Regions from separate parts of the Mus musculus genome. Here region 1 is linked to region 2. Evidence: chromatin loops called from intact Hi-C (ENCODE). Cell type or tissue: left cerebral cortex. All regions are shown on one strand.

Region 1 (5,000 bases), 420 kb after region 2:
GCCTGCTCCTGCTCATGGTGGTGGAGCCAGGAGGTGCAGCCTTAACAAGCCACTGTGGGATGGACGAAGCTCATGGTGAGACCTGAGCATCCTGCTAGCCTTGCCTTACAGTGTGTGGTGTATCTGCAGAGGCTGGGCAGGATTGCTCTTCCAGAAGCCACTAGGTTGGGGAAAGTATACCATTCCTGCTTTTCATGAGGGCGAGATCACACCCTGCTTGGGAGGAAACCATCACTCTTCACTGAACCCTGCCAACTATATTTGTATATACTATCTAGGCAGTGAGGACCAGGCTCATCAGGACCACAAGCCTAGCTCAGCCCCCCTGGAGAGCTCCAACCAGATCTCTCCTATACTAAGAGCTCCCATAACACCTGGAGTTAGGCAGCACACATGGGCCGTGTAAGCCTAAGGCTCCTTCAGACGAGTCTGTTCTCTGCCTGGTGTAGCTGGCATCCTTGGTACTGGAACTGCCTGCCCTCTATCTTCTGAGGGTAGAATTAGTGCCTTGGGTCTGATGCTCTGGCTCCTGCATATCTGCCCGCCTAAAGGTGGCGCCCTGGTTTGCAGCCCAATGCAAGAGCTACCCAGCATCCCTATTTACTCTGAAAAGAATGCCATCCTGCTTAGAGCCACACCTACAGACTCACATGTGCCGCTCTCAACCAGCTGGAGAGATACCTCAGAGCCTGACCATAGTTCATTTTCCTATGGGGTCCAGGTCCTTGCCTCTCAGGGCACCCTATACAGCCATGCCATAACCTGTAGTGTATAAAGCACTGTTCCCTGGGAGGTGTATGCATAAGGGCACACCCCTGTCACTCAGTGGGGTCCAGTGAAGTTTGTCACAAATGCTTAGTGTGTGTGCCTGGGGGGAGTTTTCCCACCAGAAGAGAGTGAAGTTCTCAATAGAGAGCTGTCTGCTGCTGAGGAGACATCTAAAGGAGGGACACCCACAGCGCCCTCCCCCCTCCCCAGTGAAAATGTTCCTGTTGTCAGCTATGACTATGTGATTGGAGTGGCTTCAGAGGGCAGGGATGGGGCCAGCTTAACTGAGCGAGTGGCTGAGCCACCCGGAACAGACTAGCAGAAATGGGTTACTCTCATTTGTGACATTAAAAGAAAAAAAGCCACAAAACTCCTTTATAGGATGTCACTTATTGGCCATGGCAGTGTTAGTCTTTTTTTTTTTTTTTTTTTTTGTAGGTTTCTCACCTCTTTTCCCCACAAAAATAGCACCGTAACTACCTACCGTCTACGACTGAAAACAAGAAAACAGGGTCCGAGGGCCTCGGTGTCTTCCCAGGAACTCACAGCCAATGTGCCGTTCAGAGGGTTCCGAAGGCCTTTCTGTAATTCCGCTGCTGCCTTACAGTATCAGTTTGCTCGGTGAGAGTAAACTGGACGAGGGTCCTTTTGTTGCTGCACGAGCAAACGCGACAGGAGCTGGATGAGTTGCATCAGGTTAGGATGCAGTGGTCACGAGGTTACTACCCATCACTTGGGATGGCTGCTTTGGGTTTTGCACCTTAGCGGTGCTTGCTGAGCTTTATCTTCTAAAACCCGGGAGTATAGGGATCTATTGCGCTCTTGGTATCCGCAACCCTTCCACTCCCTCTCCAGCGACCTCCTCCCACTGACGTCATCTACTCGGTCTATAGTTCTGTTCTTACAGAATAAGTCTTGTTTTGGAATAAGGTAATCATTTTCTAAAGAATCTAATTGTATTGATTTTTAAACCTTCTGAGAATGTAAGCATCATGTTCACATGTAGACATGAAAATATTTATATAATTGTACAAATAAATAACTTTTTAGATGTTCAAAGAGTCAGGTTTTTTTTCTTTTTTTTAATGGCCAGAGAACAATTCCCTCTTCAAAACTTTCCATGAAGCACGAGGATAAAGTTGTATCTTTTCATCCAGGAGTTGCCTGTGGCTTGCTTATTCTGTCTGTATGGCTCATGTTACCGGATTGCTGGGGACTTCTTTGGAGGGACAGAGAATGATAGGATTCTAGCAGTGGGGACACGAGGTGGTGGGAACCCTCTTGCCTTGCCCTGGTCTGAACCACTCTGCTGAGTCTAGAGTAGTATTAGTATTAGAGTAGTATTAGTCTAGGTAGCATTAGGACCGCAGAGAAGGAAGCCTTTGCTGAAGTCGCTGCCTCAAGCTCTGACTGTGCCCAGAACCTCACTGCTTGGTCTCTAGCACACCCTAGAGGACTTTACAGTCAGGGCATGAGGTCTCCACAGACCGTTGTGGAAGGAGTGTCGGTGCTCCTGTGGGGAGGATTTAGCAAGCATCCCTGAAAGGTTTCTCAGGCATCTGGCTGAATCCGAGCATCTTCTCTTGCTCCTGGTAAACTGAAGAATTAAGATGGGATTACCTCTATAAGAAATGACTGATAATTCTAATTTTCAGTGGCATCTGGAAATTGGCATGTTAAAAACAGATATCTAAACTATTGAGCTAGTTTAATAAAGAACTTGGATTAATAAAGGTGACTTTCACCTGAAAGGTTACTTGATTAAAGGATTTGGGGAGATTAGGGGCTTTAAAAACCCATGTAGGGGGCTGGAGTAGTAGGTTCAATCCCCTGTACAAATAAAATAAAATAGGATTACCTAAGACAAATTCTGTAATGTACATAAAGTCCCTGAATTATAAAAGGCTCATTTGCATACACCCATAATTCCACCTTTCCTTGGAGCACATACACAGAGGAATAGAGTAAGTGGCCTACTGGTCCTTTTTTTCCCTTTTCAGGTGTGTGTGTAAACTGCTTGGCATTGGTGGAGAAGGAACTGCTCTGCTGAAGTTTCACACTGGGCTTGCACAAGGCTGGAAGCACCATTGTTTGGGGTTACTGCATGGAGAGAGAGGTCTGCTGTCTGCCCTTGTTCTTCATATAAAGACAGTGACCACAGCTGAGGTTACAGAGTAGAATGTAAGAAGGTTACATAATACTGAGAAATCCCAGAGTTGCTTTTTTTTTCCTATTCAAAAAGATGAACAAAAATGTAAAAGCATCCGTTCAAACATTTCAAAATGAAATAAGATTGATGGAAATTTAACATTTTTTTCTCTGGGGTAGAAATGGCTATTATATTATATCAGCATAAGGAAAAATGAACCAAGAGGGTATAACTTGGTAGACCTCTTGACTAACATGTGCAAGATCCCTGGTTTGAGCCCAGTGCCAATAAAACTGTTTAACTGTTTGTCTTAGTTAGGATTTTATTGCTGTGAACAGATACCATGACCAAGGCAAGTCTTATAAAGGACAACATTTAATTGGGGCTGGCTACAGGTTCAGAGGTTCAGTCCATTATCATCAAGGTGGGAAGCATGGCAGCATCCAGTCAGGCATGGTGCAGGAGGAGCTGAGAGTTCGACATCTTCCATCTGAAGGCTGTTAGGAGAATACTGGCTTCTAGGCAACTAGGAATAGGGTCTTAAAGCTCTTGCCCACAATGACATACCTACTCCAACAGAGCCACACCTTCTAATAGTGCCACTCCCTGGGCCAAGCATATACAGACCATAACATTCCACTCCCTGGCCCCATAGGCTTCTTCAAACACACAAGTCTATGGGGGCCATATATAGACATAGCTTAATAAAAAGGTACATGTAGTCCGACTTCCAAAATCCCCATAGACTATAGCAGTATCAGCAATATTAAAAGTCCAAAGTTAAAAGTCCCTTCTGGAGCTAGGGGAAGGCCTGAAGAAGCTGAAGGGGATTGCAATCTCATAGAAGAACAATATCAACTAACCAGACCACCCAGAGCTCCCAGAGACTAAACCATCAACCAAAGAGTACACATGGAGAGATCCATGGCTCCAGTTACATATGTAGCTGTGGGTGGCCTTTTCTCACATCAATGGGAGGGGAGGCCCTTGGTCCTGTGGTGGCTTGATGCTAGCAAAGGGGGATGCTAGAACAGTGAGGCAGGAGTGGGTGAGTGGGTGGAGGGGCACCCTCATAGAGGCGGAGGGGAGAGGGAAGAGGGGAGATGGGATGGGAGGTTTGTGAAGGGGTAACTTGGAAAAATTTGAAATGTAAATGAATAAAATATTAACTAAAAATGTCTCTTCTGACATTCATCCAAGCACTTAACTGTAACCTGGGAAGCAAGACAGGAAACCAGCTGGGCAAACTCCAAAGTCTGCATCTCCATGTCTGATGTCAAAGCAGTCTTCAGATCTCCAACTCCTTTTTCATCTTTGTTGACAGCAACAAACTTCTTTCTCCTGGGCTGCTTCTTCCACTCCCTGTTAGCAGCTTTCCTCAGCAAATATCCTTTGGCTCTGGCATCTCAAATATCTTTGAGCCTCCAAGGCAAACTTCAAAGTTTTAGCTTCTTGTTTCAATGTCTGGGATCCACATATGATCTTCTGGGCTCTTTCAAAGGGCTGGTGTCACTTCTCCAGCTCTGCCCTCTGTAGCACTCTAGGCTCAGGTTGATCCACTCCACTGTGCTGTTGTTCTTGGTGATCATCCCATTGTACTGGCATCTCCAATACACTGGGGTCTTCCACTGCAGCTAGGCTTCACCAATAGCCTCTCACAGGCTCTCTGTATGGTGCCAAGCCTCAAATCCTTTGCATGACCCTTTCAGTTTTGGGCTGTCAACTGCAACTGAAGCTGCACCATCACCAATGGCCTTCCATGGCCTCTTCAGGGCCAAGCCTCAGCTGCTCTTCATGACCTATCCACGCCTTCAGAACCAGTACCACCTGGGTTGACTCTTACATATTACCAAGTCCAGCTGCAACCGGAGGTTCAACCTTAGCTATCTCTGGAACACAGTTTCTTTGTGCTCTCAGAAAACACTTCCTAGATTTCACTTCAGTGGTCTCTACTTAATCACTGCTAATTTCTTAGCTCCAGCTAACCAGCATCAGTTGTCCCAGGAGTCCCTTCTATTCTTGACTCTAAAGCCAGAGCCACACGACTGATGCTTCTGAGTTCTGCTGCTTGCTGGGGTTGAAA
Region 2 (5,000 bases):
TTGCTTCCAACATCCTGTTTCATGGCTCAATTGGTTTATCATGTGGTATGGTGAGCAGTCAGACTGTGGCCCAGTAAACAGTTTCTACCTTTAGGATGCTAATGGCTACAGTACTGTTTCTTAGTCTTTAAAACACACAGAAATTACCTATCCTACTTGCTAAAATGTAGATTCTTTGGTCCCACAACATAATTCTGACTTAGCACCTTCAAGAAGGAACTAAAAATTTTACATTTTAAACAAGTTCCCAAGTGATGCTGGCACCACTAGTTAGAAGACTTCTTTTGAATAGCTATGCTACTTAATCCTTATGATTTTACAAAAATACATTCTCATTTTATAAAAAAAAGAAGCTGATGCTCTAAAGGCCGTAGGACTTCTGACCTGCTGCAGCGCACAGGCAATGGGTTCACGAGTTTTCACATTTGGAATGGAGTGGGGGAATTTGCATTTTAACTAAAACCCAAGATAACTCAGTTGCAATTTGTTCTCTGGATTACATATTATTAATAGTGTATTATTATTAGTATAGTAAATTAATAATGTGTTATTAATATGTATCAAATTGTCAAAGTTAGCAATTGGCATCCCCAGGCTTGGAACACTTTAATGCAAAAAAAATTTTCCCAAACTCTGAAACTATATAATTTGCTTATGAAAATGCCAGAGTTAGCCGGGCGTGGTGGCACACGCTTTTAATCCCAGCACTTGGGAAGCAGAGGCAGGCGGATTTCTGAGTTCGAGGCCAGCCTGGTCTACAGAGCGCGTTCCAGGACAGCCAGGACTACACAGAGAAACCCTGTCTCGAAAAACCAAAAAAAAAAAAAAAAAAAAAAAAAAAAAAAGAAAAGAAAATGCCGGAGTGAAAAATAAGTTACAAAGGGAAGTACTGTCATGACCAATACACAGAACTCTTGAGATATCAATATGATACAATTCAAACAGTTATTATTTCTGAAAGTTAATGTTGAAGGTACCTTGACATAGGAAAATCAGAAGAACAAGTCACACATATTAATTTTATTTAGCACAACGTTTCCTTTCAAGAGTGCTCTGACACTACACACACACACACACAAAACCTGTATTACAGGAAAACCATGAATGTTCCCTAGCATAAAGTAATAAAACTATTATCCTAAATGCTCATATGAGCTTTTTTTTTCTTTGAGAATACCTCATGAGCTTCCACTAATTTTGAAGCCCTGAATTCAAATCCCCAACATCACCAAAAGCACCACATGGCTTCCCTCAGAGACTGACTTCACATTTTTCACCCTGCAGTGTAGGATCCTACAATAAAAATTCATCTTGCAAGTTTAAAATGCTAAGACATTTTAGAATCTTTCTGAAACATCTTTCTCCTTCTGTCAGTTCTCTAGAGCAATCAGCAGAAATAGTCACTCCTTTTGACCACTCCGTTACTTCATTATAGGTCACATCCTGTTCACTTTATTTTGTGCAGACTCCTTCACGGAGTTGATCCTTTCCATCTCCACTGCTATCTTGCTTCAGCACTGAGATAGGCGTTGAGGACAGGCGTGCCCAGAAAGAATACCATGAACCTCTTACAACTTCGAGATGTCTCTATTTGCTCTCCTCTAGTTATCTGTTGAGAGAATGAACTCTGTGCTTACCCATGCTATCTTCACTCTACTTGAATCACCTCCTCAATGGAAGTATACTACTGTCCAGAATGGTAGGACTGTTTTATTCGGAGCTCAACATCGGTAGCTGACATAAACGCACTTTAAATAATGCAGTAGGGAATAAAGGAGGGAAGCATTAACGAGGCTATAAAAATTCTTGGGAAGCATAGAAGATGAAAGAAAACGACCTCTCTTTTCGAGTCCGTACAAAGAGAAGTAACAGCAAGCAGGATGAGGGATAGATTTGCAGCAGAAAGACCGCGGGACAAGAAACAAGACTTGTTGTTATGGCTGTTTGCCACACTCATCACGGCATCGGACAAGCTGCCTTGTCCTTCTACGATTTCTTTCTACCCACACTTCGAACAACCGCTTCCAAGAGCCTACGCTTACAGTATCCAACCCCGGGGGCTGGAAAAAAATGTCGCTGCAAGGCAAGTAGAGGGCAAGCGAGCCCTGGAAGCCCGGCGCGGCCAATAGCTCTGGGCCACCTTACCTCACAGCTCCGGACTGAGCCGCGGGTAGCACAGCCACCGAGACGTCCCGGTTTCCACAGGACAAAGGGAGGCCCGAGAAAGGGCGAGGGCGTAGAAATGCCGGGATTCTGTGGAGCATCGTGTAAATACAAACTCAAACCAGAGCACAGCCGGAAGCACAAGCGCCAAGAAGTGCACAGCTGAACTGGTTCGTCCCTCTGCCAAAAATGTCCTCCGAGATGTTTTCCAGCCTGCACTGTTCCGCTCCTTTTGGATTCCGGTAGGAAACGGAGACCAATCATTATGTTCCTGGGTCTTTGGCTGGCTCGATCCTGCTGCTTCCTTTTTGGATGGAGTGGATATCGAGGTTCCATAAAGATGCAGACCGGAGAAAGTGAACAGGATGAACAACTGAGCTGACTGGAGCCGTAGAGAACTAACAGAACTCCCTGTCCTGCCCTTCCGTGAGTGACGGGGCGAGTCCGCAGCGGTTGTCTCTGTGACAGTTGCTCCTGGTCAAGGTCTGGGGCTAGGTGTTCCTCACCTCTTTTCCGATGAATTAAAAGGAAACAATCCCACGGATTTGCAAAATAAGCAAGATAATTTGAGTCAAGCGATAGTGCAAATTAAAGATGGACTTGCTGTCAATATTGATGGATGCACATGAGGGAAATTGCTAAGGGATCGTGGTTGTTGCTGGAGCCTTCTTTTATGGGGACTGTGGATGAGAACTCCTGGAAAGAAGTTGTGACTGCAGAGACTGATCGGCTGATTAGAACCGTAGTACTTTAGAGAGATTGGAATGTTGCAGGTCTAGAAATTAATTTAATTATCTTATTTTGGGCTGGTTCTAGCACCTCCCCAACCCGGACAACCAGTCCTTGCCACCTCTGTTGGAACTAACCCTTTGAATCTTAGGCCTATAGACCTATTAGAAAAGCTTCCCCAACTTGCTGTATCTACTCCTCTGATATACCCACCGATGTACTTTAACCTTGATTTATAATTTACCTTGTTCTGTAAAACTATAAAAATTTAATGAAACTACTTCCATGTTTGAATGTGGGAACTTGGGTTAATCAAGATCTGTGTATCTGAGCCACAGTCTCTCAAAATGGCTCCAGAATAAAATATCTCTCATTCCATTTAGGATAAGAGTACCAGGGTTTCTGTTTGTTTGTTTTTAACATGGACAATTATAGCGCCACGATATGGGGATCCAAGACAGATCCGGTTCACCTGATGAATCTCTGAATGGAAACTGAGTACCTGCATGGACCCATTGAATTCAGACCAGCTAGTGTTATTTTCTCAGGGATTTTTTTTTTTTTTTGCAACGGTACAGACAATTTTATTACAACTCTTTTCAAGCTTCAAAATGCATTTATCACTGAGGTTAGATCTAATATATAATATACTATATTAATTACAAGGCAGAAGGCATTTATAATCAAATATATTGCATTTCTCTGTACTGGCCAAATATATCTTTGTAAGAACAGGAGCAACAACACACAGTAGTTTATAACTCCAAGTATATTCCTCCAATATCAGAAACATTAAATTAAAACTTATTTTATGCCATTTTCCTCCAACATAAAGATGCATCAAAGCTATCTTCTACATGTCTTAGTGTTGACACTGATAGAACCTAGTGGGGAAACCCCCACTCAATTCCAGATTCAGCGGGCACCCAAAGAATCATGAATAGACCACCCTGATGTAGTTACATGAGGTAGTTTAATGACGGAGCTCCGGACCAACATGCAGCCTACACAGGAGATAATGGATGTCGGCCATGAGGTTCAGAAGCTAGGGGTTTTTATGGGGTAAGGGGCTTAGGGGTGTGGAATTCAGCATAGCAACACACTATTGGCTTATTCAAACATCAGCAGAAAAATTACATGTACGTGCAGGGTGTCAGAGTTCTGTGAGTTGTTGACTCAGTTCAGATAGCCCTGTTATGTCCTCACATTCCTCTTTATCTTTAAGGTTAAGCTGTTCCCAGGAATATTTTAACTACGGGGCATACCCGGGTTAGTTTTTTCTTTTTTCTCAGCCCCAGGCAGCCTCTAGGCTCACAAACAACCAGCAATTTCTGAGTACTTTATATGACTTACAGGTCTTGAAATTTCATCTTTCTTTCAACACCTAAAAAGTTATGTATTCCGTGAAAACACCCACTACCATATATATGTGTGTGTGTGTGTGTGTGTGTGTGTGTGTGTGTATTTCCTTTAGTAGATAAAAGGATCTTTAAAATTAACTAAAGTAAAAGAATACTGTTTCCCCCACTGCAAGCAAGGGTAAAATATCTCGTTTTGTTTTGTTTTGTTTTGTTGTTGTAGCCACCTAAACAGTGCCAGCTTTTGAAGACACCTACGTCTACAGTGAGCTCTACTAGTCTCTGCTGAATCTGCCTCCTCATGTTTGTTCTATGGGAGAATTTACAATCAACTTTGAACATTCCTTAATGATGAACCTGAAAGTAAACTTAGGAACTGTGATAACATAAGGGGCTCACTTCCCTAATTAGACAGGGACATTATTTGTTCATCCACCTCTGCTTCAACCAATCAACCTTACAAAAAGACTTCTGGGCTGGCGAGATGGCTCAGTGGGTAAGAGCACTGACTGCTCTTCCAAAGGTCCTGAGTTCAAATCCCAGCAACCACATGGTGGCTCACAACCACCCTGACCTTTTCTGGTGCATCTGAAGCCAGCTACAGTGTACTTACATATAATAATAAATAAGTAAAACAAAAAACAAAAAAAACCAAAAAACCTTCCTGTACCACGACCATGACTGAAGCAGTGAGAATAGATGTAAATACATCGAAGGGGCCAGGTCATTTCCTTTCCATCCTTTGGCTTT

What was found. Peaks named below come from ENCODE experiments on the same cell type or tissue, not always from the same donor. Only the 100,000 strongest peaks of a DNase experiment are listed, where the experiment ranks them.
Region 1: a loop joins it to region 2, with 5 times the contacts of the local background. A loop is called at or near these places in 2 of 42 quality-filtered maps.

The regions. Positions count from the first base shown.
Region 1 is chr8:21,989,612-21,994,611 of GRCm38, reverse strand. It overlaps Atp7b (ATPase, Cu++ transporting, beta polypeptide), which reads left to right. Exons shown (of 21, transcript NM_007511.2): 21 at 1-264. Among named protein-coding and RNA genes, the nearest start is that of Ccdc70, 22 kb to the right of the region's middle. In left cerebral cortex, CTCF peaks have their summits at 491 and 2,229; a DNase peak (open chromatin) is centred at 2,216.
Region 2 is chr8:22,408,730-22,413,729 of GRCm38, reverse strand. It overlaps Mrps31 (mitochondrial ribosomal protein S31), which reads right to left and starts at 2,390. Exons shown (of 7, transcript NM_020560.2): 1 at 2,146-2,390. The coding sequence starts at 2,264. In left cerebral cortex, a CTCF peak has its summit at 2,107; a DNase peak (open chromatin) is centred at 2,370; H3K4me3 peaks cover 1,963 bases; H3K27ac peaks cover 1,018 bases.